Linked DNA regions of Homo sapiens: region 2 is linked to region 1. The links are chromatin loops, found by intact Hi-C in ENCODE. Cell type or tissue: GM12878. All regions are shown on one strand. Links, peaks and the distances in the headings refer to the core of each region. The heading gives the core; the rest is flanking DNA. Region 1 overlaps RORA (RAR related orphan receptor A). Region 2 overlaps RORA (RAR related orphan receptor A).

Region 1 (15,907 bases), core at 4,893-12,892:
TGGACAAGAGAGCCTGACCTCTCTCTGCTCACAGCTATTGGACACATATCCTATTCAACAGAGCGAATACTTTGAACCTGGGTTAAGCAGGGAAAAAAAAACAACAATTTAGGTTACCTTAATCAGCAAGGCAAACAGACTTTTCATTTCCTTTACTTTTTTTCAGACTGTGGCCAGGGCTTCCCTGGCAATAAAAGATCATACCAAATTGTTCTAAATTATGTAGATGATAGTTATTAATATAATCTTCTTCCAAAAGAAAACAAATGTCATAAAGCCAGCAATCCATGCCAGAGAAGCCCAGGAATGTTCCCCCTTAGTAGGGTGTCCGGCTAACCTGGGCGCTGGCAAGTCATTCCTCCCTTCACAGTCTGAGGCTGAAGAGGTCACTTGGTTTGAGGAAATGGCTCCTCAGCTCCTCCTACCCCCACTTTACCCACTAAGAAAACCAATGGCGCCTTTTATCAGTTTGGCAAAAAGACAAAGGGAATGTTTAATTCTGTACTTAAAATTCTTGGTTCCTACTGTCAGCATTCCCAGTTCTCAGAGAACACTGAATGGATATTTGAAGAGTTTTGTGAAACTGAGACTGAACAGTGGCAACGAGGAGGAAAAGATCCAAAATTAAAAGAACATTTAAAAATACACGCCCCCGTACATTCCACTCTCCTCACTTTTCTCTCCTCCTCAACCAAGTCATATTCAGCCCTTAGGAATATTCCCACAGGAGGGAGGTGATGTAATATCCTCAGACTGTCTGTGTTCCAGTCCCAATTCACCCTACCTAGCCATGAGGACTTGGGTAAGGAAGTGAACGTCTCCATGCCACAGTCCCCATGACAGTAAAGTGAAGTTAACAACAGTGCCAAGTTCTGGAACCTGTCATCTATGAAGGGCTCAATACATATAAACTACTATCATCATTTTAATTTTCTAAGGAAAGCACCTGATTACAACAGGATCTGCAACGCAGAGTAACAGCTGCCAACTGGCAGACTGCTGACCCTAGCCTTTCAAGCTAAGACTTTGCAGGGTAATAAAGTGAAGCTCTCTAGTCATTTCAAATGAGTGAACTGTTCTCACTTGGCAAAACCGGGGCCTCTAGAAATCCAGAAGAAATTGAATTAGCACCTTCTTCATTATCTCTCTCTCTCTCTCTCTTTTTTTTTTTTCGAGACAGAGTCTCACTCCGTCGCCCAGGATGGAGTGCAATGGCGTGGTCTCAGCTCACTGCAACCTCCGCCTCCCGGATTCAAGCAATTCTCCTGCCTCAGCCTCCCAAGTAGCTGAGATTACAGGTGCATGCCACCATGCCCAGCAAATTTCTTTTTTGTATTTTTAGTAGAGATGGGGTTTCGCCACATTGACCAGCCTGGTCTCCAACTCCTGACCCCAGGTGATCCACTGGTCTCGGCCTCCCAAAGTGCTGGGATTACAGGCGTGAGCCACCGCATCTGGCCAATTCTTTTTATTTATTTATTTTTTGAGATGGAGTCTTGCTCTGTCCCCCAGGCTAGAGTCAATGGTGCAATCTTGGCTCACTGCAACCTCAACCTCCTGGGCTCAAGCGATTCTCCTGCCTCAGCCTCCCTAGTAGCTGGGATTACAGGCACCTGCCAACACACGTAGCTAATTTTTGTATTTTTAGTAGAGATGGGGTTTCACCATATTGGCCAGGCTGGTCTCGAACTCCTGACCTCAGGTGATCCACCCGCCTCAGCCTCCCAAAGTGCTGGGATTACAGTTGTGAGCCACCGTGCCTGGTCAATTATCTCTTTTAAAGAAGGATTTTTCTTCTTACATAGAAAATTTGTGTTTAAGGGGGATCTTGGGATGTCAAAATGGGCTCTGCCTTTTCAATCTGAAAATATACTGATGTGATGTGTGACCATCTAAGAACATTGCTGCACTTGAAATGTGGTCTATAAATTATTTTATAGACTGAATAATGTAATCATCCTCAGATTAGAAGGCCAGAAGAGGCTGTATGAGGCCCTCTTTTCACAGAAGAGCCATCCAATCCCTGAGAGTTGAGAGACTATGACCAAAATCAAGTGAGGGGTAAAGATGGGGCTGGAATTCAAGTCTTTTGGCTTCCCATCAAATGAATTTTTCATCTCACCAAGCTAACTCTGATAGCTAGGTTGGATGACTATGCTGTTGGAAAGTGCTGGGCCTTGTAAGACTTTCTGATTCTAGCTCTTTTTGTGAGAGAGGATGAGTTTTAATAACTACACAAACACCCGATTTATTCTCAAGCAGCCTGTGATGCAGGGCCTTGGCCATACCTCCCAATGTGTCATCATTTCCATGGGAAGACCTACAAGGAGCAGGAATCCAACATACAAGGACATAGTGAGAAGCAAAGAGGCATGAAAGTGGATAAGAATCTTAGTGGTGGAAGTTCGAAACCACTGAATAATGAGAAACTTTTTTGAACACAATGATGTGGCACAGTCAGCTGTAAAACATCTTCTTCCTTTGTTAGCTTTCTTCCAAAGTGTCCCAGCGACAGGCTGGTGGTCAACTTTCATGGTGTTTCTCCAAAGACCTTCACGTGGTGCCTCATGACAGACGTTCCTTGGAGATTGTCTAAGGAGAATAGAAGAAGCCTGGACAAACAAAGCTATGAAAACCACAACTTCATTCATTCCTGAAGGTTTGCATTCACAAAAATTGCACAAATTGTTCTGCACATTGAAAAATAACACCAAAATCTTATTTTTAGAAAGGGAATATAATGACACAATTGGGGTTCCTTTAGCTTTCCAAACAGTGCCCAACAGTAGTTTCCAAGAAAGTCATGAGCTAGCTTTTTTCTAATTGTGTACACAGTTGTGTTTGTGTAAATGTACACAACTGTATGCATGTACACAAACACACTCACCATTTAATAGCCAAAAATCCCTCTAAAATGTTAGGGGAAGGAAAGATCCATTTTCTAGTTCAAGTCATCAGTCTTAAAATTCACAGTTGGGAGAAATTCTGCTACAATGAATTATGTAAAAAAATTATGATTCTTCCTCTCAACCTAATGTAGGAGAATTGCCTTCACCCACAAATGATCTTACGCTACACTAGAACTACTCAGTCAGCATCTTTAATTATCATTTCCCACCAGCCTCTAGGCCAGTGCTTTTCAAAGTTTAATGTGCATACGAATTGCCTGGAGATCTTATTAAATATGCTAATTCTGATTCAGTAGGTCTGGGGTGGGCCCTGAGATTCTACACTTCTTATAGTTGCCGAGTGATGCCACAACTTCCAGCCCATGGACTAAACTTTGAGTAGCAAGATTCTAGACCAAGCCCACTTAACACTGTTCTCTCACTAGGGCAAGAAGTGGGCTACAGCCAATTTTATGGCTAGGATGGTAGACTTCTGTGAGGTGCCATATTCCCTGTGAATCTTCCCCTCCTTCAGAGATACCGCCTTTTGTATCATCTTTCTTCCTTCTCTTCTGAATGCACTTGCAGTTGCAAACCTAAAGGAGACAGCCTGTTGCACTGGTCCAGGGAGAAAAGCATGCAAACTTGGGTTTGAATTTCATCAATACCACTTACAGGCCAGGTAATTCTCTCTGAGCCACATCTGTAATATGGAGCTAAGATACTGTGGTGTGATCATATATATTGGTTTTCATCCACAGTCCCTGGCTCATAACTCCCATATCCTTTGTTACAGTCTTGTTATAATGTTGATTGTGTGAGGCCTCAGGGACAGGTCTCTGATCTTCTCCTGCCCTACAGTCACCTGCCCCAAAGCAGGACTCTACTCTTTCCCCACCTTTCTGATTGTAGGTTTTAAGACCCTCCTCAGAGAGAGTCCCACCCTATACTCTGAAGAGAGATAATGCTGATATCATGACGCTTCCATAAAAACCCAGGAGGGCTGGGTTCAGAGCTGAATATGTGGAGGTTCCTGGAGAATGGTGCCCCAGGGAGGGCATGGAAGCTCCGTTCCCCTTCCCCCATACTTAACCCTAAACATCTCCTCATCTGTATCCTTTGCAATATCCTCTATAATAAACTGGTAAACATGTTTTCCTGAGTTCTTTAGACTACTTCAGCAAATTAATTGAACCCAAAGAGAGGGTGGTGGGACCCTCAACTTAAAGCTGGTTGGCCAGACGTTCTGGAGGCCTGGACTTGCAACTCGTGTCTGAAAGCATGGGGGGCAGTTGTGGGAACTGAGCCTTCAACCTGTGGGATCTGACAATATCTCCAGGTAAACAGTGTTAGAATTGAATGGAAGGGTACCCAGATGGTGTCTGTTACTTGGTGTGTGGGAAAAACTCCCACGCATGTGGTCACAGAAGTCTTCTGTGTTGATTATTGTTGTGGTGGTATGTATGCAGAGGGAAAACTCAGTTTCTGAGAATTTTTCCCAAAGTGGAAATCCACCCCTGAGCTTGTTATGGTAGATAAATGAGAGAATGTACAGCACCCAGAACAGTGCCTTGTACGCAACCATTCAACAAACAGCAGCACCCTCTTCTCTTTCTTTTCAAGTATCATGCCCCAAGTCAGTTCTTCATCCATGGTCCCAGCAGGAAAGACTTGAGGGCATAGCTTGTAATACCTATAGCATGTAATAAAAGTCCTATGGCACTGGCAGTTAGAAGGCAAGGTACAATCTTCCTTTCTTGGCAGTAAGTTATAAAACCTTTATCATGTTTTTTTGTCTTCTGTCATCACTCCTAAATTGGTATATTTGGCATTGTCATTAATTAACTAACACATTTTACTGAGCCCCTATTATGTGCCAGACAATAAATAAAAAATACAGATGAAATCTCCAAATGCAACCAGCTCCCAGATTAGCTAGAGTTTAGGTAGAAAAACTCTGGATAATTGATTAATAAGGTCACATCTTCTTCTTTCTTTTTTCTTTTTCTCTTTTTTTTTTTTTTTTTTTTTGAGACATTGTCTTGTTCTGTCACCCAGGCTGGAATGCAAAGATGTGAACTCTGCTCACTGCAACCTCCACCCTCAGGGTTCAAGCGATTGTCCTGCCTCAGCCTCCTGAGTAGCTGGAATTACAGGCATGCAGCACCATGCCAGCTAATTTTTGTATTTTTAGTAGAGACAGGGTTTCACCATGTTGGCCAGGCTAGTCTCGAACTCCCGACCTCAAGTGATCCACCCACCTTGGCCTCGCACTGGGATTACAGGCACATTGCATTTTCATTCTAAGATTTGGTGTTCTACGGATAGGACCTTCGTAACAGCAAAGTTATGTCACTATGGTACAGTTGGCATAATAAAATTAGTTCAACATATAGGCAAAAGAAATGATGGTCTGGACATCACTGGGCAGAGTTTTTATTCTTCTAAGTTCATCAGTTACTGGTAGAAGGATCGTGCTAGAATGCTCAAGTTTCCCATCTCATCCCTGATGCTGCATTCAGAAGCAAACACCACACCTGCCAACATTCTAAAGGTGGTTTTCTTGTTGGGGAATTCAAAGTGAAGGTGACAGCAGAGAGTTAAAGACATTCACTTAGAAAATGGTCACTCCTCACTTTTAAAAATGAGTCCGGTAAATGAAAAAACGTTAGATTTACAAATTGAATAGAAAAAACACTCTATAAGAAGGTTTTCTGGCTAAATGAATGAAAGGTATCCGTCTGTGGTTTAATCACATTCGATTGAATAACGGTTGTTAGCTAAATTTGACTTTCCTGTCAAAATTGTCACCATGTTGCAAACTGACTTTAAAAGACTAACTAGAGCCAGAGTGGAGTAGTGAGAAATTAATACACAAAGCTCGGGTAACAAGGAATTCATCTAACCATCCATGTCTTGACCTCTTTCTAACCCAAAGTACAAAACTTGGCAGGAAGCAGATGAGGAAGTCATTAATATGTGGAAAAGGATCTCTCAAAGGCACATCAAGACCCTGTGCCTTTCACTGATGAAAATCAAAAGGAATTGTACAAATATTTACCACAAGAAAATAATTCTAAAAGGTGAAGGATTTCCACAATTGACACAGAGCTCTGTATTACTACCTAGGCAAAGTTTCTGGTTAGTACAGGCTCCCGTGCCGTTCTGAAAGTGAGGTGTAGAGGTCAGAGTTCAAGGACTGGCCTTGAGCTCTTTAAAAAGATAATCAATCAGCTTTGTGTGTGTGTGTGGGGGGGGTGTGTGTGTGTGTGGCATTTCTAGTTAAAGATGCAAAAGGCCTGATGAAAACTGTTTGGGTCTTTACTTGATCAAATCAACTGTAAATTTGAATATGGACTCAATATTATATAACATTAAAGAATTATTAATTTTCTTTTGGTTTGATCATGGCATTATAGTTATATAAACATATTTAAAAATATATACAGTGAAGTATTTAGTGTTGAGATGACATGATGTCTGAGATTTTCATTAAAATACTTCGGCAAAATAAAAAAATGTGTGTGTGTGTGTTAGCAGGAGGGGTAAGTGAAACAACGATGGTAAAATGTTGATGGTCATTGAAGCTGAATGATGGGTTCACTGGAGCACTGCACTTTCTCTCAACTTGAGTATTTTTGGAAATTTTCACAATAAAAGATTAAAAATCCAAAACCACAAAATATAGGGTTTCTTAAAAAGCACTAAAAATAGTTTACACAACAATACTGACTCTTGCCGTGAAATGCAGAGAATAGGTGCAAAAACCCGAGAGCAGTAATTAATGGCCAATCTTATGTGCATTCCTTTAAGCACAAGCAGCTGTCATAAACATCTTAATTTAAAGAGTTGGGGTTTGGGGAATCATGGCACTGCAAAAAGCTACGTCCTGCTGCTGCTCCACAGAACTGGTACATATCAGACCCTTAAATTTTTAAACACAGCTTTCATGTTTTTGAGAGCTGAAAAACCTTTGAAAAGTCAGCTTGTTAGGAAATTCACCTTGCAGACTCCTACTTCAAGGGTTGGTGGAGGTGCTTGGGTACCGGAAAAATTGATTTTGGGATGGGGGTGGAGGTTCACAGGTAAACATGTTGTGTGCTTCAGAAGAAGCTAGCTTGCTCTAAATATACGGGGCGTAGCTACATTGCAGTGTTGCCTTTCAGCAATGCAAAATATACCACCTGGCTAGAGAGGTATTTCAAGTCTACAAAGCCCCACCTCCCAGCCTTTATTGTTCCTTTTCCAGTCTTTGTCATAAAATAGAAAGAGGCGGCATTTTGAAGACGGAAGAAGCACTAAACAGGAAGCAGGAGCCTAAAATCGAGTTTCTCATACTGCTGTGTGTTACTGTAAACACTAGGCCATGACCTGCCCTAGGTGCTTCTTCTGTGACATAGGATCAGCATCTCACACCCATGAAGGTCTCTTGAGTCCCTTAAGGCCTAACACACCTGAATACATGGGCTGTGATACGGGAGCTAGCCTGATGCCTCCATTCACCCCACAAGATGTAGTCCTCGCCCTGACGGCAAGACGGCATGCGAGAGTCCTATTTGGGTTGTAAAGTTTAATGCGAGCAGAAAGAGGCAGACGATAGCTAACATAATCTAAGTTAACCATTGAAAAACCCAGACTGTCCAATAAAAATACTGGAACGAACCCAGTCACCTTTTATCAAGGGTACATTTAACCATCCTCATTGGTGGCTACTTCCATTCATGGTCACGCCCTTCCCTCTTGCCTCAGGAACTCAGTATTTGTGTGTAAATAAGGACGTGTTGTGGTATTCTGGGTGCTGATGGTTCCCCAGGAACTTAGGGACACCTGTGTGCAGGGCTGCACTTGACAAGAAACAAAGTTGCCGGCAGCACAGGACAAGGCCTCCTATTAATTTCTCGAATCGATCCTGGCAGTGATTATCTGGTCCAGGAAAGAACAGGTCTTTGTTCATAGCACCAGATTTGAATTTTTTAAAACAACACTCTCTATTGCCCGTAAGAATGACTAATAACGGGCGGCTGTAATTTCCCAGAGTTTGTGGGTATGACTTCTTCAGCTTTCCTTGCATTTGAATTTGCCATATTTCGACTGGGGGCTTCCTAGGGCTTTCAAGCACAATGTAACCAAAACCCCCAGCCAGCTCTCGGTTCAGCCTGGAGAACTTTGTGGTACTCTCGAACTTACTACTTCCTGCCCCCACACCTGAGAGTCTCCCCGCACACTGTTTTCCCTGCATCATCCACCATCAATCAAACAAACAGAGAAACACAGAAACCTCAGTTCTCAAGTGCAATCAATACAACCTCCTTTCCTGGGGTAACGATGCCTTCGTTTTAAAGGTCATGGAATGAGTCAGGGGCAGAAGAGAGAAACAGAGGCCGTGGGTTCTTTGACTAAACATCTCGCAGAGAGATCGGTGGATCCACAAAAATGACCTCATTAAGCTGCACCAATTGCCGGGCGGGGAGAGCAGTCCAAATTAACAAAAAATCAGAGTGATCAGAAAACAGTTTTGTTATTTTACACATGGTCTCAAGAGCTAGACAAATAAATTTGCCTAGTGTATGTTCTAAGTCACAAATAGATAAGAGGAAATTGAAACCACAATAGCCAAGCACCTCCCTGAGGAGACCAAGGCTGGGCTTCCATTACAATAATATTCTTATTTATGTTTTCTCATGCACATTATTTAAGTATATATTTATTTACTCATACAGACCAGATTTGTTGAGTACTGCTATGTGGAATTCACAGTATGAAGTGCCGTGGGGCAGGCAGACCTGGGTACCCTCAAAGAACTTGGTAAATAGCTATTTCTTAACTGCTAGTAAACAAGTTTCTCTTCTAGTAAGAAAAAATAATGGCTGGAAAACTTATTTACACCTTCAATACACAAGGCTATTTTGCACAAACCAGATATAGGAAACATTTATATATGGAGCTTTTCTAAAACAGATAAAATCAGGGCTCAGTCTTCTTTATGAAAACAAAAAGTAAAACACTTTGCAATTTGAGCAAAGATTATTTCTGCAGAGGGTCATCTCTAGTAAGAGGTGCCTGCTCCTCAGACCAAGTCTGTCTCTTTCAGGGCCATTCCTTACTGGATGGTGACTCATTTTACTCAAGGACTCGCCCTAGACGGCGTGCAACCAACCCTTTAGAAACACATCAATTGTTTAAACAAACTATGCCTGTATTCATTTGCTTAGCAAATCATTTTGTCACAGATTTAGCCCAGCCAGAGTCTAAATGATCACAATTACTGAAACTATACCAATACCTTTTCTACTGAAAACCTATCAAAGAAATAACATCAGTTCACATTATCATTATTGATTCCTGCCCTTTTCTCCCTTAACTCCATTCTCTTCCCTTTCAGTTTGTTATTTATTTTCTTATGTTCTGAATTTCAAGAAGACTTCCATGTGTTGTCAACATATGGTACATCATTCACATAAGTACATAAAATTCTCTATATGTCATTAAAGAACTGAGCTTGTGTTCCAGTGAGTGAAACTGAAGAGGAAATAAAATCACAAAGATAACCCCACAAATTAAGGTGCAGCTAAAATAGCAGCACCCTTCCCCCATCACTCACTGCACTATTTCTTAGAACTTTTATCTTTACATATGTACAAATAAACAGAGTGTTTCTGTTCTGCCTTATTTGTGTAGAGGACTTACGTGCAGCTCTCTGACCTTCCTCTGGCTCTGATTAGCCCCTGAGGGACGTGGATCACCCACATGCAACAGGCTGCTGACACCAGCAGAAAGCTGTCTTTCAGAACAATCAAGAGTCCCACCTAAGGACATCATGTCCACCTGCTCTTCTCTGGTTCAGCTGACTTCCCTGGACTTGCTTTCTTGTTGCCCTGATCTGTGCTCCGTGCCAGATCTCACAAACAAGGCTGGACTCTGCTTATTCCTGGCCAGTCTTGTCCTGTAGTCATCCAAGAAAAATACTGGAAAGGAGGACCACAACCTTGGCCAGTGGAGACCCTGTCATTCTGATGAACATTTCTAACACAAGATGTGAAGACCCTCCTTCCCATTTCTCATCCTTCCCTCTCCACGTCTCACAAACACCAAGTCTATTTCCCAGAGAAGTGGTCAGGGTGCAGTGAGTCAGGCAGCCAAAGTAATCCTGCAGGTGAGCATGTTGCCACTGACCCTTGAGTTTAACTTCTTACCAGATCTCTGCAAAGATAGAAAAAAACTAGCTTGCAAGAAACCCCAGCTCTCTGGATGATCTGTCCTTAGGCTGCTGAGATTTTCAAGGGTGTGCAGACAGTTGAACTTCACTTATTTTCAATAATTATAAAAATACATAAGAATTTTATGTATTATTTAAATGATACATAGGGACTCCTTATCCAAGAAAGATATTGTCAAAACTAGATTTTATAAAAAGGCTAACCATTATACATAAATAAATGGCTTAACATATAAAGTTTTATTTTAGCAATAGCAGCTACCCTTAGTTTCGATGCGCATATAGGTTGAAAAAGGTTTGCTGAAAGAGAAAAATAGACTGTTTATCATCTCAAAACTGGTTGAGATTGACAAATGTGATCCTATCAAAACCATTCCCCCCCCCACTCACATAAAATGGCCATGTTCTTTGAAAATTTGTGGAAAATTACTTTTTTTTTTGAAAATTATTCCCCTCAGGGCACATAAGGCGCAGGGAAAAAGCAAAGGAGAAACTAAGTTAAACTAGTTGAGTACTTTCTCAGTGTAATGATTTGAAACATCAAATCCCCCTAAATAAAATAAACAATAGATTATCTGCAAATAATCCTCCCTGGAGGTTTTCACACTAAAACAAATATGGAATAAACTCATGAGACTTTATCAGAGTCACAGTTAGGACTCTAGCCAGGAGTACACACAACTCCATCCATCCATCCTGCCATCCACACATCCATTTATTCATCTATTCAAATAACAAATCAAGAAGTATTTATTGAGTGCTTACTACATGCAAGATCTTGCTCTTGGGGCTTGGAGGCTACAAGAAGGACCAAGGCAAGCTCTCAATCCACAAGGAGGGTGAGAGAAAGGAAAAAGTTTGGAGTATGTGCAGTTGTGTAGAGGTTTCTTCAGTGCACCAGAGACAAGATGGATCTGTGTGGCACGGTCAACACTGTAGCCCTTGACCTTATCTTAGAGAAACTAAGTGCTTGAGGTAAAGATGTTAATTCCCTTAAGGCTTAGCAAATGTACCAAATCTGATAGTGTGCAATCTGTATACTGACTTTACCTCTGGCTTCATGTTATGATTCCTACCTTTGTTTTCTTTCCACCCGGATTTATTCATGAATTTTTATCTTGGATACTCTATGTGGTATTATAAGCCACCTCAAATCCTCTTGGGAAATAAAGGGGTCTAAATTCTTAAAGGATAAATACAATTACCCTGCTAGATCACTAACAATGATAACAAGGATGGTAATTCTTATTATCACAGGTAACTTTCATTGAGGGCTCCTATGTGTTGAGTACTGTTCCAAGCACTTTACATGTATTTTCTTGTTTATTCTTTATAATAATCTTTTGAGATTGTTACAATTATTATCCCTATCATAGTAAAGGAAAACGAAGCACAGAGAGCTTATGTAATATGCTAGTATGTGGTAGAACCAAGATTTGAACCCATACACTTTGAATGTGGAGCGGCTCCTTGTGTTTTATCCAGGTGTTCGGGCTCTCCAGGTCTCCTGATGGGACAGAAGCCCATTGCTTCCTGCTCGGACTCAGTAGCTTTCCCTATTGTTTGACTTTAGGACTCCGATGCTGTGTCCTACCTAGTCTTAGGGAACTTCTTGAATATTGGCCCCATCTTCTCTGATGCTGTGGCCGGTTTAATAGGAGCTCCCATATCTGAGTACTGTGTCTCTGGAGGGCGAGCTCCTTAAGAAAAGAGTGGGTCTTGCTCACTTTCTAATTTTGAGTACCTGGAGGCATACATGAGCCATAGCAGGTGTTTAAGAAAGGCTGGTGTGGGTTGACTGAATGAATGAGGGTCCCACCACTTTCCGGTGAATACTGTGCCTGAGATCTTCTGGCCACCCTCCCAGAGAGGTGCTCCCAGGTCCTGGCTCCCTCCTCCCCGCTCCTCACACTGGGCCCTTCATGATAGCTCTGTAGCTTCATCTGCCTATGTTTGGTGAGTTCTACCTGTCTAGGTGACGCTTCTAAAATTAAACAACTATTAATCTGTGAATGGTAAAGCATATGCATTCAGATTTTATCAAAGCAGAAAGCACATTTTACAAGGAAAAAGGTCTTTCTGATTAGCGATTATAAAATTGACTTAATTTCAATCTAGTTTACCATATTCAGAAGTGCCACATTCAGAATTGGAATGGACACTTTTAATTATCTTACGAGTTTAGGCATTTCAATGTCTTCTTTTCCCCCGATTCAGCTTAGCACAATGCCAGCACCCCTCTCTTTCCCACTCTCACATGGGTCTTTCTCTATATTTTCTGCGCTCTTATTACCTGGACTATTTACTTGCTTATTAATCATGTGTAACTTAGTGATATGCATCATGGTGCTCAATTGTTATTTAATTCCTGCTTTGTTAGTTCATGGCACCCATGTTTCTATCGCCCATGGAAAAATTTTTTTAATTTTTAATTTTTATGAGTACATAGTAGGTGTTTATATTTAGGGGGTAGATGAGATGCTTTGATACAGGCATGCAATAAGTAATAATCACATTATGGAAAATGGGGTGTCCACCCCCTCAAGCACGTATCCTTTGTGTTACAAACAATCCAATTATAATCTTAGTTCTTTTAAAATATACAATTAAATTATTTTGACCTTAGTCACCCTGCTGTGCTGTGAAATACTGTTTTATTCTTTTTGTTCTTTTTTGTACCCCCTCCCATGGAAATTTCTTGACAAGAGATCATTGTGACTTGTGCCTTTCGGGATCTAGTCACTTGAGAACTGGTTCCATGGTGCTTCAGTAAAGGCCATGAAATTTCATCAAAGACTATGTCCCTCAAATAAATCTAATTAAATGTCCTCCACTGGGTCAGTCATACGAGTGAAGTGGAAGGGAGGCCATATAGAGCAGTCTTCAGGCAGAATTCTGGTCAGAATTGTAGAAATTCTGGTCACAAGGTAAAGGCAAGAAAGGCAAGGGGTGAATGGTAGTGGTGGTGGTTTGGGGGGCACACAACATTTTTTGAATCACCACATCAACTAGGTACCAGGCTAAATGATTTACACACCTGATTTCACTTAACATCTGCATAACCCTCAGATGTTGACATAATGCTGCCTCCCCTTCTACCCATAATTAAGGCCATATAGCTATTAGGTGATGAGGTTGGGGTGTGACTCCGGGTTTACCTGACTCCAAAATGATACTCTTTCCCCTATATTGCTTTCAGAGTCACCTTCACTTTTCACTGCATGCACTGTCCAGAATCCCCCTTTAAGCTCAGAATGAAGGAAATGAAGGTTAATAAGAGGTCATGCTGGCAAGTCTAAGAAATGAATGGGGTCAGGACCAATGGAGAAGGAAAGTGGAAATGTCTGCGTTCTTTGTTGTCTCGGGATTGCAAAAACAAAGGAGGCAAATGGTCCTAAGCAGGTCAGTAAAGGCCAGTATTGAGCACCTACTGTGTGCAAGGCAGTTTGCCACAGCACAGGGCACAAACAGAATTGGGACAAGGTTGTATTACCCAGGCTCCAGCTTACGTGAAAGCCAGCTGGGCCAGCAGGACTCATTTCCCTTTCGTTGCTGCTGGAAAATCAGCATCCAATCATCTCTTGAAAGACCAAACCAAGGTAGTTCCTCAGCTTTGCTTTGCGTAGGCCCCGCCTACAGCCTCGTCTGCATGTGTCTCCCGTGGGGCTGCAGACGCGCCACTGTGTCTAGGGGCGGGTGGGTATGCGGGGAGACTAAACCAGACTTCAGGCAAGCAGGGGGTTAATAGCTCATAAAATAAAACCCTCTAACAGAAAAATGTTATTTTAATTGTATTACATTGAGGAGCCCTGAGGGTCGTGGGGTAGATAATCAAAAAGGACAAGGAGGAAATTAAAAAAGGGAAGAAGGCAATCAAAAAGGCCATTTAGGAGAGGCCCTTAATCCTCAATAGAAAGAACACTAATTATACTACAGAATCTCCTTATAATTAACCCTGATATAAAGTGTTTTTTGAGCAGTAATAACTTTCACATTCACAATCATTTTGATCGCAAACTCCTGTGAACACCTCACAAACAGCAGCTCACACAGGTTTGCTGGTTTTTGTCCCCAGCAAGCCCAGGGATTACACTGCTGTTCATAACCAAAAAGACAAATATTTCTGCCCTCAGCTAAGTCCACTGCTTCATTGAACTCACCCATTGCTTTCATTTTTTGTTGTTATTGTTTTGTTTTGTTTTTTGGCAAGAATAGCTCAAAAGTCAACCATTCTTGTGCCTCCTTCCCCTTCTTTGCAATTGCTTCCCTGTGCTCGTTTTTAACCTTTAATATGACTTGGAATATCCCACGGTTGCAAAACCCACTGAATTCCCAACATACCTTCCTTAGTGAACAGACCCCTGCTTAGATTTACCTACACTCCTAGGGCACACATTGCTGTAATAGTTCTTAACGTTTCCAGACAAAAGCAAGGATTCAGATGGACTCTGCTCAAATCCCATCCACAATAAGAGCCTCACATTCCTCTCGCTGACAGCTGATCCCTTATGAACCAAAGCTCTAAACTGTCAACTAGAACATTTTAAGCACAGATCAGAACAAGGAAAGAATGCAGACAGTTATAGATTTCAGGGGTCCCAGGGTATCTGGAGGCAAAGCAACTGGGACCAGTGCACGAAGGGAGAAGGTCCTGGAACAGGTTGTTTGGGACTTTAAAAAAAAATGGCGTGAAAGTGAAAAGAATCTGTCCCTGTCCTTACATGAACCGGCCATCGCTCTTATCCCACCTAGTAAGAGAAGGAGCAGGATCTCAGATCCCATGAGATCCCTGGGGAGATAGTTTCAATGGGGCACCTGCCTGCCAAGTGAAACTCTAGGAGAGGTTCACGGGCACTCACTCCTGACATTCACAGCGCTCTGAAGGTATTCGTCTCCTCTGAATGCACTCCTGGACCTGGCTTCACCTCCTCCTGGCAAATACACAGTGGACGTATCTGAAAGGTCTACCTGCTCACAATGGGCTACATCCCCACTTTAACTCGGAGACTGGGACACCAAGGTTTGTGAAACACTGAGCCTAGTATTTTTCCTCTGTATCAAAAGAACGAATGCCAAAGGATTTTTTCCATTTTTCCTTGCATGTTATTGGAACTGAAAACCTTACTTCTACTTCCCATCCGGGTGACTATTCTTCATGTAGAATTTAACAAGATAAGAAGATGCTTCCTTTTTGCTTTTTTATTTATTTACCTTTTTAGAATCAGGTCTCATTATGTCACCCAGGCTAAAATACTTTTTTGCTTTGTAAACAGAATCCATAACCAAGAGACAAATATTCTCTTACCGTTCAACAATATTAAGTATCTGCAATATACCCATCCTCCCAACTCACCCTTGGACCTAGACAATACAGGATAGGAATTATATTGACCCTGCTTGTGTAGGGACTAGGTTGCTCCTCTTCAGTTACCTATTCAGTTGAATAGCAAGTTACAGCTCATTAACACAGAAAAACATAGGACATTAGTTCATTTCCACTTAAAAATATCCCTACTAAGTAAATCATCATTCGTTTCATCCAAAATACCTACAGAGACACACAATTCACTTATAAAGTTGAATGAGGGGATTAAAAATGAAGAAAAGATTATGTCTCCCATTTAAAAAATATTATAAGTAAAATGCATTTACCAGTAAAACACACTAAAAGGATCTGCAGAAACATCCCTGCTCCATTCATTAATGCAACAAGTATATGCCAAGTGCTATTCATTTCTCAACACCTAAAGGTGAGCCAGGCACAGATCCTGCCCTAAAAAAAACTTAAAGTGTAGTAGGGGAG
Region 2 (15,907 bases), core at 3,934-11,933, 180 kb after region 1:
AGCCAATATGATCCTGCAAATGAGCCCATTTTTCTTTTTGTAACTGGCCCAAACTTTATCTGAAGGAAGCTATCATTATGTAATATTTCCAAAGCACCCTTGATGTAAACTTCAGATCTGATATGTGGGTGTATGTATGTGCACGTGTGTGTGCACATTGTGTGTGTGCATGTGTGCAGTGGGAGAGGGTGAAAGGACAGTGAAGAGTCAGATGTACATACAAAGTAGAAAAACTGATGGGCAGCTGCTCTGAATATGCAGGAACAGAGAAGCATCCAGGGAGACCCTCAGGTCAAGGCTCAGCACCTGGTACATCACACAGACAACAGACATGAGAGGAACAATATTAGCTCCAGAGAAAGTCAGAGCCAGGAACAGTAGAAAAGTCAAACGGGCAGCAAGAGGCGGAGACTCAGAAACCATCAGCCAGTAAGTAGGTGGCAAGGCAGGAGCATGAAGGACTAGGACAGTCAGTGAACTGCACCTCCAAAGCCTGTCCTCCAGTGCCCACTCTGCTCTGGCCTCTGCCTGTCTTTCCAGCCTCATTTCCTGCTATTCTGCACGTGACTCCTTTACTCCACCAAATTATAAATGCAGCCTACTCTGCATGCTGTTTTCTAGCTTCTTGCCTTTGGTTTTTCTGTTCTTTGTGCTAAGAAAATCCTTTCTCCCTTCTCCTAAAAATGTATCTCATTTTCCAAGATTTAGCTTTATGGTCACCACCTCCTGGATGCCTTCGTGGCTTCCCAAACCTTCAGGGTGGGTTTAGTACCACTCCTACAAGCTCTGATGATATCCTGCCAATTTCCAAGCTTCCTCCAGAGGAAGATGACAAAGAAGTTTCATCTTTGAAAAAAGCTCTAAAAGAATTATGGCTGTTTGGGGCAGGCGCTGTGTTGAGAATGATTCCGAGGCCTCATCCAGAATCCATTGGAAAGACTGCTGCAGTCAGTTACGGATGCCTGCCATTTAAGGGTGTGGGTTGAAGTTTAGCCATTCCTGATGAGGCCAACATCTTCATTAGGCAGATGAGGAACCTGAGGCTGAAAGATGGGAAATGTCTTGCCCAGTGTTACAAGGCTGGGTAACAGCACACTCAGATGGGAATTCCAGGTCTTGGGATTCCTAAGCAAGTACTCCATTTAAATAAGATTCCCAAAGATTCTAAATCAGGAATATTGAAACTCTTAACATATTTTTAACTTTTTTCCAGGGGAGGAGGGTAATTATATAGTGAAGGAGCCAGTGAAGAAAAACTTGAAGCTTTTGCAATTTTGCTTGGACACCCACTCACCTGAACCCGTGCCTTATAATGTTTTCTCCTGCCCAATCCTCCAAAAGTCCCCGCCTTTATGCTTTTTTTAAGTGAGCACTGTTGGTACCACCAGTGTCTATTACCCAGGTTAAAATGAAGACTTCGAGCTGACTCTCCTGGTATCACGAATATACAATCAAAATGGATGCCTACACCTCTGTGTCAGGGAGGAAAAGTAGAGGAAGTTGAAGCCACATTTTCCAACTTCATCCTTCACTCCTTTCACTCTAGAGGCTGAAACTTTCCTGACAAAGAAATATACTTAGAATGGTTTCATTAGATAAACTCTTTCCCTATCTTACTGTGAAAGAAATTTTCCAGTGAGTTCCAGTTTCAGGAGGTTACAAGGTAAAAGGGAAGGAAAGTTGGCATGCTCCCAGCCTGACAAGAAGTTGTCGCATTACCATCAACGTCACATAAATTTAGCTGGAACATTGTATCGGATTCTATAATGCACTTACGTGAGCGATTAAATGGTGAGAAACACATAACATTTGCCTGCCCACCCCCTCTCCCATTGCCCTCTGCTTCTGTGAGAGTTTGGGATTCCAGATGAATTCTCCCAGCATAGCCTCAGCTTGCAAAGGGTCATCTAACCTTTAAACTTCAGTCCAGCAAAGCAGGCTGAAGAGAATCACCAGGGTGTCTCCTGTTATGTGCTTCAACATCAAATGACCTGCTTCACCAGGTTACCCAAGGACACAGCTTTAACCAAAGACGTGAGAATTCCCAGAACTGGAAGCAAATGCGAGCTGATGATAGGACATTCCCCAAACCCCCTATCCCAGGATGCTCGACAGCAATTAGCAGCCATGTCCTTTGTCTCACCTCTGCTGTGTTTTTAGCAGCTCAGTTTCTTCAGAGGACAAGGCAAGAGGGAATGGGATTAGGCTGGGAGCCCTGGTTTTCTGAGGGAAGAGGGTATTAAACATTTTCACTTGGAGTTTCTCTGAAGGGTTTCTGGACAACCAAACCCCCACTCCGCGCCCCTGCGAAACTCCTCCTGGCACCGCCCCTGACTTTCTATTTTCTTTAGGTGCCCACCTTACCCCTCCACAAGAAATCAAAGCAGCCGATATGCAGTTGAATTTCCAAGTGGATTCCCTTGTATCCGTTTGTCTGGGTGTGTGTGTGCGTTTTTAAAAAATTTTAAATTTTGGATAAGCCCTCTAAGAAAGAGGCTCCTAAGGGAAGCGGGGGCTGAAGGAAGGAAGAAGTGGGTGACAAAGCCTCTAGGGGATCAATAAATTCAGCTGCTCCTGTGTACAAGGGAAAGGGCAGTGCAGGAAGTCAGATGGGAGAAGAAATCCCAGAATCATAAATTTTAAAGCTGAAAGGATCTTTAGAGGTCACCTGGCATAACCTCCTCTATTTTATAAATGAGGAAACTAAAAGTCAGACATGCTAATGGACCTGCCCAAGGTTATGTAACTTGGCGATGAGAAAAGGAGGACCCAAACCCAGACCTCTCAAGTCCCCCGTCTGGGCCCCTTCATCTTCTTCACAGCCCACAGCAGCTGCCACCTCGGCCGAGCAGCCATTTTGATCGCTAAAGTGCCTGCGGGAAGACCCCATGGCCACCCCCAGACACTTCCCATGATGCTCCTCTCCTCAGAAGCCATGTCATGGCTGCCCACTCTCTCCAAAGACTCCCTCCACCAGCCACGCGGCCCGCAGCCAGAGTTCTTCCTGTGAAGAGCCCTCACCGCTTCACTTTTCATGTGAAGCTGGCAAAGCCGCTTCAGCGATCATTTTTTAACACGGCAGCTCCCTGACAAGAGGATTAAAGCAGGCGGCTTTCAAAAAAGTATCAAGAATAATTTAAAATGCAATATGTTAATGCTTGTCCAGAGTTTTGTACACTTTCGTGAAAAGTCATCAATCTCTCCCGCCACACCCTAACGACAATCCTGTAACTGGCACGGTTTTCTGACATTAAGAAAAAAAATTAGTGAACACAGTCATAAATTAGGACCAGAAATCTAACTGCAGATGAGGCTTCCGAAGTCACAAAGCAAAATTGGGCGTGGAGTCACAAACTGAGGATTTTTGAGGGAGTAGGTGGTGGTTATTTTGGAGGATGGTTCCTTTGCAGTCTTCCTGGAGGATGAGCAAGGGGATCAGAAAACTGCCGCTCAAACGCTAGTGTGCATCAGAATCACCTGGAGAGTTTGTGAAAACAGATTGCTGGGCTCCCTCCCTAGACTTTCGGATTCTGCAGGTCTGGGGCAAGGCCTGAGAATATGCATTTCTAGCCCGTTCCCAGGAGCTGATGCTGCTGGCCTGGGGAACCATGCTTTGGGAACCTCTGGGCTGAAAAGACACTTTCAGGCCTCCCCTGGTGTTAGGACTTCATTAAAATATAGAAGCAAGAATGTGAGGTGCAACTTAAACATCCCTGCACAGGCACAGCAGGCAAGGCGGGAAATGAAATCGCACAGACACCAGGGCTCGTTGTCACAGCATCAAGCAGTGCCTTAAACAGGGAGGTAAGCAGTGTCCTCCAGCTGCTACAGTCACCTCTAAAAAGATAATGCCTGTCTGAGCAAAAGCAAACACCAGAAGGCTTAAAAACCTGGGGTCCCCATGCTCATTCCTCAAGCAGTTGAAAATGTCTTTATGTAGAGAAAGTACAGTGTAAATAGAAAGTAGGGCTCGATTTCCACAAGCTCAAGTCAAAGAATCTGCTGAGAAGGCCACATGACACACGAAATGAAATCCAGGTCCTTGATACCCGGAGGCAAGAAAGCGAACGGAAGATCCAAGACAATCCAAAGGTTCCTGAATTTTTACAGTAAACAGTTCTGATCGGATTCACTTGCTATTTTGGAACATACATGAAGTTCATTAACTGGCATATATTAAAAAAGAAAAAAAATTAGAAAAAGAAGGAGCTGGAGGACAAATCAGTAATTGCTCCTTTAGAGCAAACCAAAGTTACTGAGAAAATCTCCTATAAAGGCTCTGTCAAAACAAGTCACTTAAGGATTAGTGAGAGCTAAATCCTCCGTCAGAGAGATTTTTCTCAACAGTCGTAAATGGGTTTTAGTATCGGAAAATCTTAGAAAATATACTTCTCCTGCCTCCACCCCCCTCTCAGAATGGCTCTTTCAATAGCTCGGCATCTTGTGGGAGCAAAGTATTTCCTTAGGCTGAGGCTTTTTATTTAAAAAATAAAATAAAATAAACTCTGTCATTCATGGCAAAGTCAGTGGCTGGAAATAACTCTTTACAGGCATGGAGTGCATGTTTCAGAGGCTTGCCCATACAACGCACATGGTCAAGTACAGCCTCAGCAATTTCCCTCCTAACAATTAGTATAAGCTAGGGCTCTTACTTTGACTTTTTACCTTGTTCCACTTTTGGTCTCATTTTCTTAAGGCTTCACTGCTCAATTTGTTCATTTTGTGAGGCAAGAGCTTAAAGTTCATCCTTAAAAATGCGTAGGTGATTCAGTTTTTTAATTAGAAAAAAGCAAACACTGCTAATCCCAAACCTTTTCAATGGCAGCCTTCTAGGGGCACACATTTTAATTCCATCAGTAAAGGGTCATCTTATTCATTCTCTTATAATCATCGTGGGGGCCCATGCTGTATTTCTGGGCAGTCTCTGGAGTCTATGACACTGGATTACAGAGGTCTGTCTCTGTTCATTAAGTGAGTGTTCAGAGAAGACCCACTCATCCTGTAAGCACTTAGAGACACTCTGGAGTTTGATCCTCATGAGAGGGTGACCTGGCAAGGCCATTTTCCTGTCTGCTTCCCAGATGGTCACACTCTTCTTTGTCTGCCCAAGCCTTTTTTATCTTATCAGTACTCAAAGCTAACGCATCTTAGACATCGTTGGTACCAATCAATGGAAAGCTAACACACTTGCACAACAGTCCATATGCGAATAAGCATTGATTTTACCCCCCTTGGTTATAGACTGCATTTCTAAACTTTCCATTTCCTCCATTAGACCCTTTAAAAACATCCATTTGTCAGACATAAATATTTCTCCTGATACCCACACAGGAAGTCTTAGTTACAGGCCTGGTTTTAGGCATTACTATACTAGGCCATTCCTTAGCATGTGTGACATGAGTGAGTAATCAGAAATCCCAACCCCAAAATATTTCCCTTCCCAATCTACCTTATACCCAAAATTTCACCACTGCAAAATCCTTAAGACACTTTCAAGTCCAGAAATACCCTTTTAATATTAAATTATTCTGAGAGGCAACCCATTAAGCCTGTTTAATTAGCAAGACTCTGGAGAATTTAGCTTTTTTTTTTTTTTTTTTTGGCTGCATAGCCAAGGGAATTTAGGGTTGGAATGACACAGGCCTGAGTGGAAATTCAAGAGCTGTCATTTCCTAGCACCATGAAGTTGGGCAAGTCACTTAACCTCTAAGAGGCTCAGCTCTATCACTTTATCTAAGTGGGGCCTGACACTTGGGTAGTACTCAATAAGAAAATTTCCTTTCTCATGAGGTGGCTGCTCAGGGAGAGATGGTCAGGACAGAATATCTACCCAAGGTTGAGAAGACAGAGGAGAAACCAGGGCACATCCTGGAGAAGGCAGCTTCAGGAGTGGGTCCTGGGGTCTGGGGTGGGGTGGGAGACGTTTTCGATGTTGTTTAATGGGCGGTAGTGGGACCAAGGAGAGTTCCAGTCACTTGGAAAACAGGACTGCAGAGTGGAGGCAAGAGCCATAGAAAAGAGAGAAAGCCCTAGAAGGGGCTAGGAGGGCCATCTTCTGCCACTTCACTCATCTGTGGATCACCAGGTCTACCCACAGTTTTACAAATTTCACTCCAGTTCTGCCCTAACTTATTACATATCAGGGCCTTTCACTCATTATCTCAAAAATGACATATAGAGATCTTTGCCTGTGGGGTTAATGAGTAATCAGGAGGTATCACATTAATCTCCATTTCACTCCAGAATAAGTTAAACAGTTGCCTCAAATCCTTCTCCTGTAGAGGAAGAGGGGTGTAAATACGAGGTAAATATGTAAAGAAAAGCATGAACCAATGACCTCAGTAATGGTTCCAGAGACCAGGACTCCCTATTCTGGGGGTGAGGATAAAAGTTTCCATGTCTGATTTACCCTTGCTCAGGGATGAACCCATGTTTCTGTATTCCACATCCACTGGATAGATGCCCTGCAGCTAAAGACATCTTTTTGAGCCCCCAAATTGAAGCCTTTGGATTTCCCTATGACATGTGAATTGTATTTATGTAGGTATTCTGATGAAATTGCACTTCCCTCAAAAAGATGAAACTTAAATGAAAGAGGATGAACCTGGAACATGTGCAGTGTGAAAATTTACACAGCGAAGGAGCTAAGTCTCAGCCATGATCAGTCTATTTTGAGCTTCCTGTTAAGCACCAAAGTGATGGAATAGGACAAAGAAAAATTGTACCCATAATAAATAGAGGATGACCCCTGTGAAAAGTAAAGATAGAGCCCATATTGGATTAGAAAAAGACTTGATATTTCCCTCCACCTTTACCTCCTTCTAAGTCTATCCAGGAGTAACAAAAATGATGAACATGGGATCTTAAGTAGTCAAAAAACTGTAAGATTAGGAAAGGAAGCTGTAATTGTTTAGAATCTACTATGTGCTAGGGATTTTAGGTGTACTGCCTCATGCAATAGATGAGATGAGAGCACAATGAAGAATACTTTTCTCCACTTTACAGGCCAAAGAAGCAGAGGCTCAGCTTGGCTCAACTGCATATCAGTAAATGACAGGAATAAGATTCAAACTGAGTTCTGATGACTCCAAAGAATGTGTGGGGCAGGGTCAGGATGGTCTTTAGGCTTTGGAGGCCTTCTCTTTACTGGAGGCACAGGCTTTGTTCTAGGTTGTAGGAAGAGAAGTAAATAAACTGGTAAATCTTTCTGTATAATTTTCTCAGGGTTGAAATGGTGGCAGGGGAGCTGGCCCCGGTGGCTCACAAATGCAATCCCAGAAACTCAGAAGGCTAAGGCAGGAAGATCGCTTTGAGAATAGCCTAGGCAACACAGTGAGACATTGTCTCTAAAAATAAATAAATAAATAAATAAATAAATAAATAAATAAATAAATTTAAATTAGTCAGGACTGGTGGTACACACCTATAGTCCCAGCTACCCTGGAGGCTGAGGCGGGAAGATCACTTGAGCCCAGGAGTTTGAGGCTGCAGTGAGCTATGATCATGCCACTGCATCAGCCTGGGTGACAGAGTGATACTCTAACTCTTAAAAAAAAAGAGAGAAATGGAGGCAGGAAAGGCAGAACTCTTCAGAAAACAAGGCAATGCATTCTGGCTTTTTTGGTTTTTGAGAAACATCACATAGGCTGGATGGTGAAGTGCTCTAAGAATATCTATTCAAAATGACTATGAAAAGGTTCTATCTAGCATACAGTTTTCAGGAAGCGGATATGAGGGCACAGGGGATGGGTTTGGGGTCAATGAATGCATGTTCTCAGGCTTACTAATAGATGAGACCATGGTAGATATTCCCTTGAGCTTCCAGAAAGCACCCAGCAAGTTAATGCATTCATGCCACTGTAAACTAGCATTTGAGTAAGGGGTGGTCCAAACACCCTACTTATGGAGGCAAAGAGCAGCAGCTCATCTGCAGACCACTAGGGGTTGTTCGCAATGCAACAGAAACCACGTCTTATCCTTGACAGGGCAGCCAATAGGTAATCATGTTTTACACATGTCATTTTCCAACTTCATCTTCTTTCATCCTTCTGTAGTATCTCCCAGGGAAGATCTCATAGAAGTAACTGCATATACCAGTTTCAAACACCCTCAATATGAAGAGCATGGAACTCTGCATTCAGCTACCTGGGCATGTCAAAAGCACATCATGCAATAAGCCAATGTTTAGTATATGGTCCAACATGGACGTGGTACCTTCACAGCTCTTATCTGATTGAAATGCATAGATGTGGATAGGAAATGACATGCTTACTAATTTTCTGAGAGGAAAAAGGGGAAATCCAGTATAGTGACTGAGTGAAAAGTTAGTAATAAAAGGTAAGTGACCCAGACAGGGAGTTTCCTGAGCAAGCATAACCCAGCAGTTTTTAGCCACACTTCTTTCATGGCTTTCTCTTCAAGTTAGGTTGACAGATATCTGATCCAATGCTTGGCCATCTACTGAAACCACCTCTTACCATTCCACCAGGTAAGGACGTCAGCAAAAAGCCTTTTCACCACAAGTAGCAACCTACTTTCCAAAACAACTCCCCGCACTTCAAACTAAACCAACGACTAAGTAAACCCAGATTAAATAGAGCTTTATCAGGATGGAGTTTGAGTAATCTCTAAATCAACAAATTCCAGGGAATGTGTGTACAGAATATCCATTATACAAATGTCAGACCACAAAGTCAAACTCTTTGTTGAGATGCTGTTAAGGCCTTCCCTAATACAGCCAATATAGCAGAGTGGGAGAAGCAGGGTCATGCTAGCTTCTATTCCAGAGCCTGTTTTTCCTTATGCAAAGGCCAGTAAAGCAAATTTTCTGCAGAATTATTTTAGTTGTTCCTAAAAAGAACAAGATAGCCTTTCCTCATTAGTCTGAATAGACAGCTCCTTTTCTGAGTTGCTTTAATTGCTGTGGGTTAAGCTTCACTATCACACATCCTCACAACCATAATACAACTGGCATCATTTGGCGCTTTTTGACTTGGTTAAGTACAAACTACAAAGTCCAAGATGGGAAAGGTCATTTATTGTCTGCCAGATGGGATGTTTCAAAAGGAAATGATTTAGTCACATCATTAGGAGAAAAGGGAAGAATTAAAATGTATGCTCACATACAGATTTCGGTACGCACACAAAATGATCAGCACAGGAAAACATAAACAGTAGCCCAACAGCACACAAGTTACAGCACACAAGTTACACAGACTTCCTTAAATGGTATCTTCTACATTGATGTTGAAAAATGTGGATTGCTATTTTAATACTGCTGTCATAACAGTCTAGTACAACTGGTAGCATGAGGCTGAATATGCCTCAGAGTCAGATAGAGCTGGGTCCAATACGGGACTCTTCACTTACTACTCATGTGTGTTTGGGGCATATATCTTATTTCCAAAACTGCCTTATAATCTATAAAATGAGGACCATATGGGCTGGGTGCAGTGGCTCACCCCTGTAATCCCAGCACTCTGGGAGGCCGAGGCGGGTGCATCATGAGGTCAAGAAATCGAGACCATCCTGGCCAACACGGTGAAACCCCGTCTCTACTAAAAATACAAAAATTAGCTGGGAGTGGTGGTGTGCGCCTGTAGTCCCAGCTACTCGGGAGGCTGAGGCAGGAGAATTGCTTGAACTAGGGAGGCAGAGGTTGCAGTGAGCTGAGATCGTGCCACTGCACTCCAGCTTGGGTGACAGAGGAAGACTCCATCTCAAAAAAAATAAAAAATAAAAAAAAATAGGACCATATGGCCTTCCTCCTAGGTTTTTGCATAGATATAATAAGGTTACATGTAAAGTATCTGCCCCTGACACATACTACTTCCTGAATATTATTCCTTTCCACCTCTCCTTAGGTGTGTGTGCATGTGTGTGCATATGTGTTTAGTATTGAAATTATGCCTATATGTAGAAGGCACACAATAAATACTTCTTGTCATTTACTCAGTAATGGACATTGATCATTTACCTTTTACACTAAGTGAGAAAGTCTTAAATGATCTTGATTCATGATTTTTTTTTTCTTTTTTTGAAATGGAATCTCACTCTTGTCGCCCAGGATGCAGTGCAGTGGTGCGATCTCAGCTCACTGCAACCACTCCCTCCTGGGTTCAAGCAATTCTCCTGCCTCAACCTCCTGAGTAGCTGGGATTAAAAACACCAGCCACCACACCCAGCTAATTTTTGTACTTTTAGTAGAGATGGGGTTTCGCCATGCTGGCCAGGCCAGTCTCGAACTCCTGACCTCAGGTGATCTGCCCACCTCGGCCTCCCAAAGTGTTGGGATTACAGGTGTGAGCCACCACGCCCGGCGATTCATGATGTTCCTAATGGTTCTGTCCATTTTTACAGCCCATCTCAGCTGAAAGAAATATCTAACAGTTCTGTTTATTTGTAAATTACACCCAAATAACTTAACAAGTATTTATGTCCTAACAACTTGATTTCTGAAAAAAAGAATACACATAAACTAAAAGAAAAATGAGTCCCATTCACTGTTAAATAATCGTAAGTGCTTAATAGTGAGATGCATGAGCCTGTTGGGCACTACGCAACTTCTCAAACTCTGGCATCAGGTTGGATGCCCTCACCCTTGTTTCCTGCTCCACACTGATTTTCACATGGTCCTGTTTTATAATACAGCAACTGACAAGAACTTAGCTTCTCAAAGGTATGACATCACTGAAAGAAAGTTATGCATTCCAGTAGTGAAACTGTGAACTACCTTGAGCTAGTAGTTCACACGGTGCCTGACAGATGTCAAGAATTGCTGTATTTTCCTCAACTATTTAAAATATTTCCTGGCACCCCTTTGAGGCCACTGCAATGTCCAGGGTGCCTCAGCTCACACCTTGGGAACCCGGAGGCTAATTAACCATAGTGAATCAGATTCATTTTCTATGCTACTACTGAAATATGAATTAGACAATATTATAGATAAAGCTGAATAATATGACTTGTTTTAATACAGTTCTAACTCGATTTTCTACTTCAATTCCATTCTTCAGCCATTGATATTTGGCTTTTTAAAAGCTGTCCTTGTAGTGTCATATGGTCACCAGATAAACTCTGCAGTGAAGGCTCTTTAGATTCAAATCTATGTTGAACTATTTCAATTTTATGATTTTTTTTTTTTAAAAAACAGAGAGTAACCCAAAGCTTACCAGGTGATCCTTCTTAGTAAAAGGGATTTGTGGGCTGTGGATCAGCTTCCCACTGATTCATCTGAGATGAAGACAGGACCCTCCATCCTGCAAAAATGGGTTTGAAAAAAGAAAGGAACTCTCCATTTACACGTGAGAATGGCTCAGCCCTAAGAATGCTGCTTGCAGGTTCACTGTTCTGCATTTAGAATCCAGGCCTAGAGAAGCAGCACGGCTTGCCTCTGCTGTGAATCAGACTCTATCTTGTGTTGTTTTAGAGTCATGTCTACATAGCTGAAAGATGATTTGGATCTTTTTCAAGAAGAGAGTGGTAAGGTGAGGTACAGTGAGGCAGAAGACAATGCTGGTCAATGCTTTAAAATCACTCTCTGAGAGGAAAACCCTTGGTTTCTACTCTCTGCTGATTTCTGTGTTAAAAATACTCCCACCGTGGTTGAACGAGGTCACTGAATTCAGAGTTAGGGAAAGAGGCACACAATCAGCTCTCACGAGCTGACTCTAGCCCTTCACTGGGCAGAACGCTTTTCTCCTCTTCTACAGCTGCCCACGGAATGCTCTGAATCTAGGGGCGTACTCCGCTGAAAGGAAGATTTATAAATGCTCACGTTTATTAGCTCCTAATTGAGGATATCTGCCAGACACAATAAATAAAGTTGAAAAACAGAGTGCTTTGGAGAGAAAGTAGGCTAATCCGAAGCTTTTTATTCAGGGGATGAATTCTGGTCTTCCTCTCTGTATATGGGACACTATCTTGACCTTTCTGGCTGAGTCTATTAGCTCAGAGGTGGCACTCCAGTGGTCAAGTCAACTGGCATTCATCAAGCACCAACCACAGGCTTGAAATTTATATTAGTTGTTTTGGAAGGTTCCAGGAGAAGACAATGTAGACTCCTGAGGAGGGGATGATGTAGGTGAGGAGAGAGGCTAATGGCACATGAAGCCTGCAAAACTGGGCTCTAGACTCTTCTCATTGCAGCTTCAGAGTAAATCAAGTAACACTGTCTGTCTTCCCAGAGGTACCCTTGGCAGAGACCAGCAGGATCTGTTGTTTCTACTGTTGGACGCGTTTATGGGCCCTATTGGCCGATTTGGCAAGCAGCTTTATATAAAATGTCTTCCGGAACCATCCTTTCCCCTGTGAGTCAGTCATCCTCAGAGTCCTAATTCTGTCCAGTTTGCATCAGGCCTCCTCAGTCTCTGTAGCCCAAAGCACACGATAGGGTACCAATGTTCAAGGCTCTGCTTTATTTTGAAATTCAGCTGGTGAAGCTATTATATTCTACCTTTCTCCAAGTAGTATGCAATGCAAAGTGGCAATTTTACACCGTGCTAGCCCAACATAAATTCACAGATGAGTGCACACCTTATTTGGAATAAAGAGAAACACAACAGTTATTAAAGGGGTGATTACCTTCCCAGGGACCATGAATTTAAAATTATGCAAAATCGGAGGTCGGTCTCTACAAGTTCACATAGTGATTTAAATGGGGGTAACAATGAATATAATATCTTCTAACATGTTAAAACTTCCACAGCAAACCTCTTATATAATGCTTTGTTGCTTCATTGATTTGATAAGTTTGTGGGGGTACATTTTGCATTCATATACGACGTATAAAGTATCTTGTTTGCTTTACAAAAATGAAACATCAATAATAACAATCCTCAGGTTGCTATGATTTCTCTGTCATTCATACTGAGTGCTCAGTGTCAGGAACAGCATTTGTTTTGCCCTTGAGGAATTTGCAGAGCAGTTAGTAGGTATCGGTGTCCTTTGTAGTGGTTCAAATAACATATAACTATCGTAATATATTTGAAATAAGCCAATTATTATGCCATTTGAACATCTATCCTCCTTAAGATATATCCTGGGTTTTACTGAAGGACTTCTCTCTTAATAACGTTTTTCTTTATGATATGAGCGTCCTGGCTGGAAGAGAGCTGAGCTTCAGATACATGGTGTTGGAGTAAGGAGAGAGTCTTTTCCCTCAATGGTTATTTGCATGGGGGCTAAGGAGCCTCCTAGTTGGGGAGGTGAACTTGAACTGTAGCAACAATCAAGATTCAAACATGCATAGACAAGTATGATGGCTTGAAGAGGAGACTGCAGGCAGAAGTCAGGAGACAGGGATGGAAAAGAAGGGTCACTGTGAGAGAATCTGGCAGGGCCAACAGACTCAGCCACAAGTCAGCAAGTAAATGGGGAGATGCTGAAATGGGTGAAATGTTCTCCTTCAGTATGGTGGCTGGTGTTTGAACTCATTTTACCCTCTCTTCCAGGGGCTGTGCACACCTTAGGTAGAAAGAGCTATACATGTGAACTGAAACAACTCTCTCACCAAATTCTAAGACACTTTGGGGCTCAAACTACTCTATTCAAACTACCCATCTAAATGAGCACAGAGACAGAAAACGTTTTCCTCACTTCAACACGGGCTGCTATCCTGTCACGGTAATGAACGACGGAAGAAGGCTGGTGGCTGGGGCCTTCTCATAACCATGAGAAGAAACAATAAAGAAAAATAGGGGTGGTGTGGTTTGGGGTGGTCAAGGCCAATGTTGAAGACATTGATACAGCTCAGAATAGCAGGCAGCATCCAATGGTGAGTGGAAGCCCAGATTAATTCCAAAACACATATAAAACATGTCTACCTCTTTGGGAACTCAAAAAATGTGAGGTTGGGATGAGCTGCATGAAGGACTGCATTACCTGAACAAACGGGTGAGGGCTTGAGGCTCTGGGGGCGCTCGTCTTTAATGTTAATGAGACTCATTCATACCATGGGCTGGGGAGGCTTGGAAATATTTTAGTTACATAAACTGACATCAACCCCTCTTCTTCTTTTAATTGATATGCAGTCTTAGCCCTGTTATCATCTCTGATCTTGACCATTTCCCTTAGCCACTGGGCAACCAATGTCTCCTTCTGAACAGTTGGGAGAAATGTAAATTCACTGTTTTTTCTCCAGAGCAGCCAGAGGTTCCTTAATTTGCATCGTTATATGAGTGCAAAGCATGATGATAAAATATGCAATTCTTAAGAAATGTCAAAGACAGCTCATTAGATCAACTTTTTTTTCTGTGTATTTTTTTTTCTTTTTAAACAGGGACCACTGTGCTTCCTTTCAAGTGACAAGAGTTGTGACAGCTGCTCTATAAGGTATTCAATGGTTAATTAAGACACGAGTGTCATTGCTGAGCTCTTTTGTGTTTCATAGAAAGCAGTTGCTAAACAGATGAAAGTAGGTCTGAGGCAAGGGGTAGCATAACTATTATTTCAATTAATAAATAGCTCTAAAAGTGAAGGAAGTGATAAAGCCCTCAAGAGCGTCTGTATCTGCCCCGGTTCTGTCAGGAAAATTAAACAGAGCACTTGTGATTGCCATTGCTTCTGTTTAAGAGATCCAAGCAAGTAGGGTCACCTGTGCTGAGCAGGTTAGAGCCGGCCTGGTTCTTGGGGCACCCCCTAGTGACATGTTCCTATACCCTAGGATATCCCTTTCCTTGCTACTGAAAGAAATGGTGCTGAATTCACCTTGTTCTTCCACCCTCATCATCCTTTATTCTCCCCCTCTCTTCTACCAAAGAAGCCCTAAAATGTATTTTCAGATAAATATCAGGAAAGCATTTATAAATATTTCAGAGGTGTTTCATAAATAAATCAGCAAATCTACAAAAAGACTTCTCTCTTTTAATGAGATCTTGTCTGTGGTATATCCCTTTTACTTGAGCATCATTAAAACCAGTTGGGAAGATTTTTATACTGGACTCTCTTTTCGGGGGCTTCATAATATATGAACAAGCCTGCTATGCGTCTGTGAAACATGTAGCCTCTTCTTCTGACAGATTAGGCAGCCCTGGCGCGAGGGAATAGCTTTTACTCTTTTTAAAGTAAATACTAATCAATAGCAACTGTACCGACAAAAACCTTCTTGCTGCCTAATTGCACCACAGCTACTCATAGACCCCAACAGAATTTTCCCCTAGATGTAACAAAATTAACTACCAGGGGCTGAGCTAGTGAATTATCACCATCTCTCTATTCAAATGTAATTAACACAACCCCCCAACTACCACATGTACCATTAAAGTACCATTTGTATGTGTAATTTTCAAACAGGGTCTAAAGGTCGTGCCCACATCAATCTTTTCAACACACACAGCTGCACAGGAAATCAAACTGGCAGGGAGGTGGTCGCAGCCATTCTAGGAAATCTCTCCCTCTCTCAGATATTGTTTGTAGTTTCTCTTCTGCAGCTTAATGCCCTCTGTGGTCTCTTTGGCCGTGTCAGAAATAGCCAGACTGTATCAGAGGCAAACAAGTGATTTAAGGAATTTTAGGAAGCCAATCTAGTACCCAGCCCTGGCCAATCCAGGGGCTAGCTATGCAGAAATCTTACTGATAGCTTGGGATGGATACTACGGCCACGGTGGTTAATAATAACTAAGATTTTTATTGTACATTCAGATTATAAAAAAACTTGTACCTGCATTTTTCAAACTCATTATTATTATTGGCAATTGTAGTAATACCAGGGGCTATATATTGAGCATTTGAGCTAAGAGCTGTACATCTATAGTTTGTCAATTAATCCTCATAACAACTTTATGAGTTAGGAATTATTTCCTCTATTTTAAAACCAAGGAAACTGAGGCTCAGAGTGAGTGTGTGACTCAAAATGCTCCAAGCAGCTAGAAGGAGGGAGCACCAGGGTTTGAACCCGATTTTCTGACTC

What was found. Peaks named below come from ENCODE experiments on the same cell type or tissue, not always from the same donor. Only the 100,000 strongest peaks of a DNase experiment are listed, where the experiment ranks them.
Region 2: it touches region 1 in a loop (4-fold over the local background); 2 of 110 quality-filtered maps call a loop at or near these places.

The regions. Positions count from the first base shown.
Region 1 is chr15:60,712,899-60,728,805 of GRCh38, forward strand. The region is part of intron 1 of RORA (RAR related orphan receptor A); the gene reads right to left. Among named protein-coding and RNA genes, the nearest start is that of RORA-AS2, 39 kb to the left of the region's middle. RefSeq lists enhancers at 7,622-7,671, 7,712-7,761, 8,232-8,321, 8,352-8,461. In GM12878, for the core only: no CTCF peak of the experiment used is centred there; a DNase peak (open chromatin) is centred at 8,143; H3K4me3 peaks cover 1,436 bases; H3K27ac peaks cover 2,240 bases.
Region 2 is chr15:60,891,151-60,907,057 of GRCh38, forward strand. The region is part of intron 1 of RORA (RAR related orphan receptor A); the gene reads right to left. Among named protein-coding and RNA genes, the nearest start is that of RORA-AS4, 140 kb to the left of the region's middle. RefSeq lists an enhancer at 8,264-8,503. In GM12878, for the core only: no CTCF peak of the experiment used is centred there; DNase peaks (open chromatin) are centred at 7,791, 8,361, 10,671 and 11,454; H3K27ac peaks cover 2,682 bases.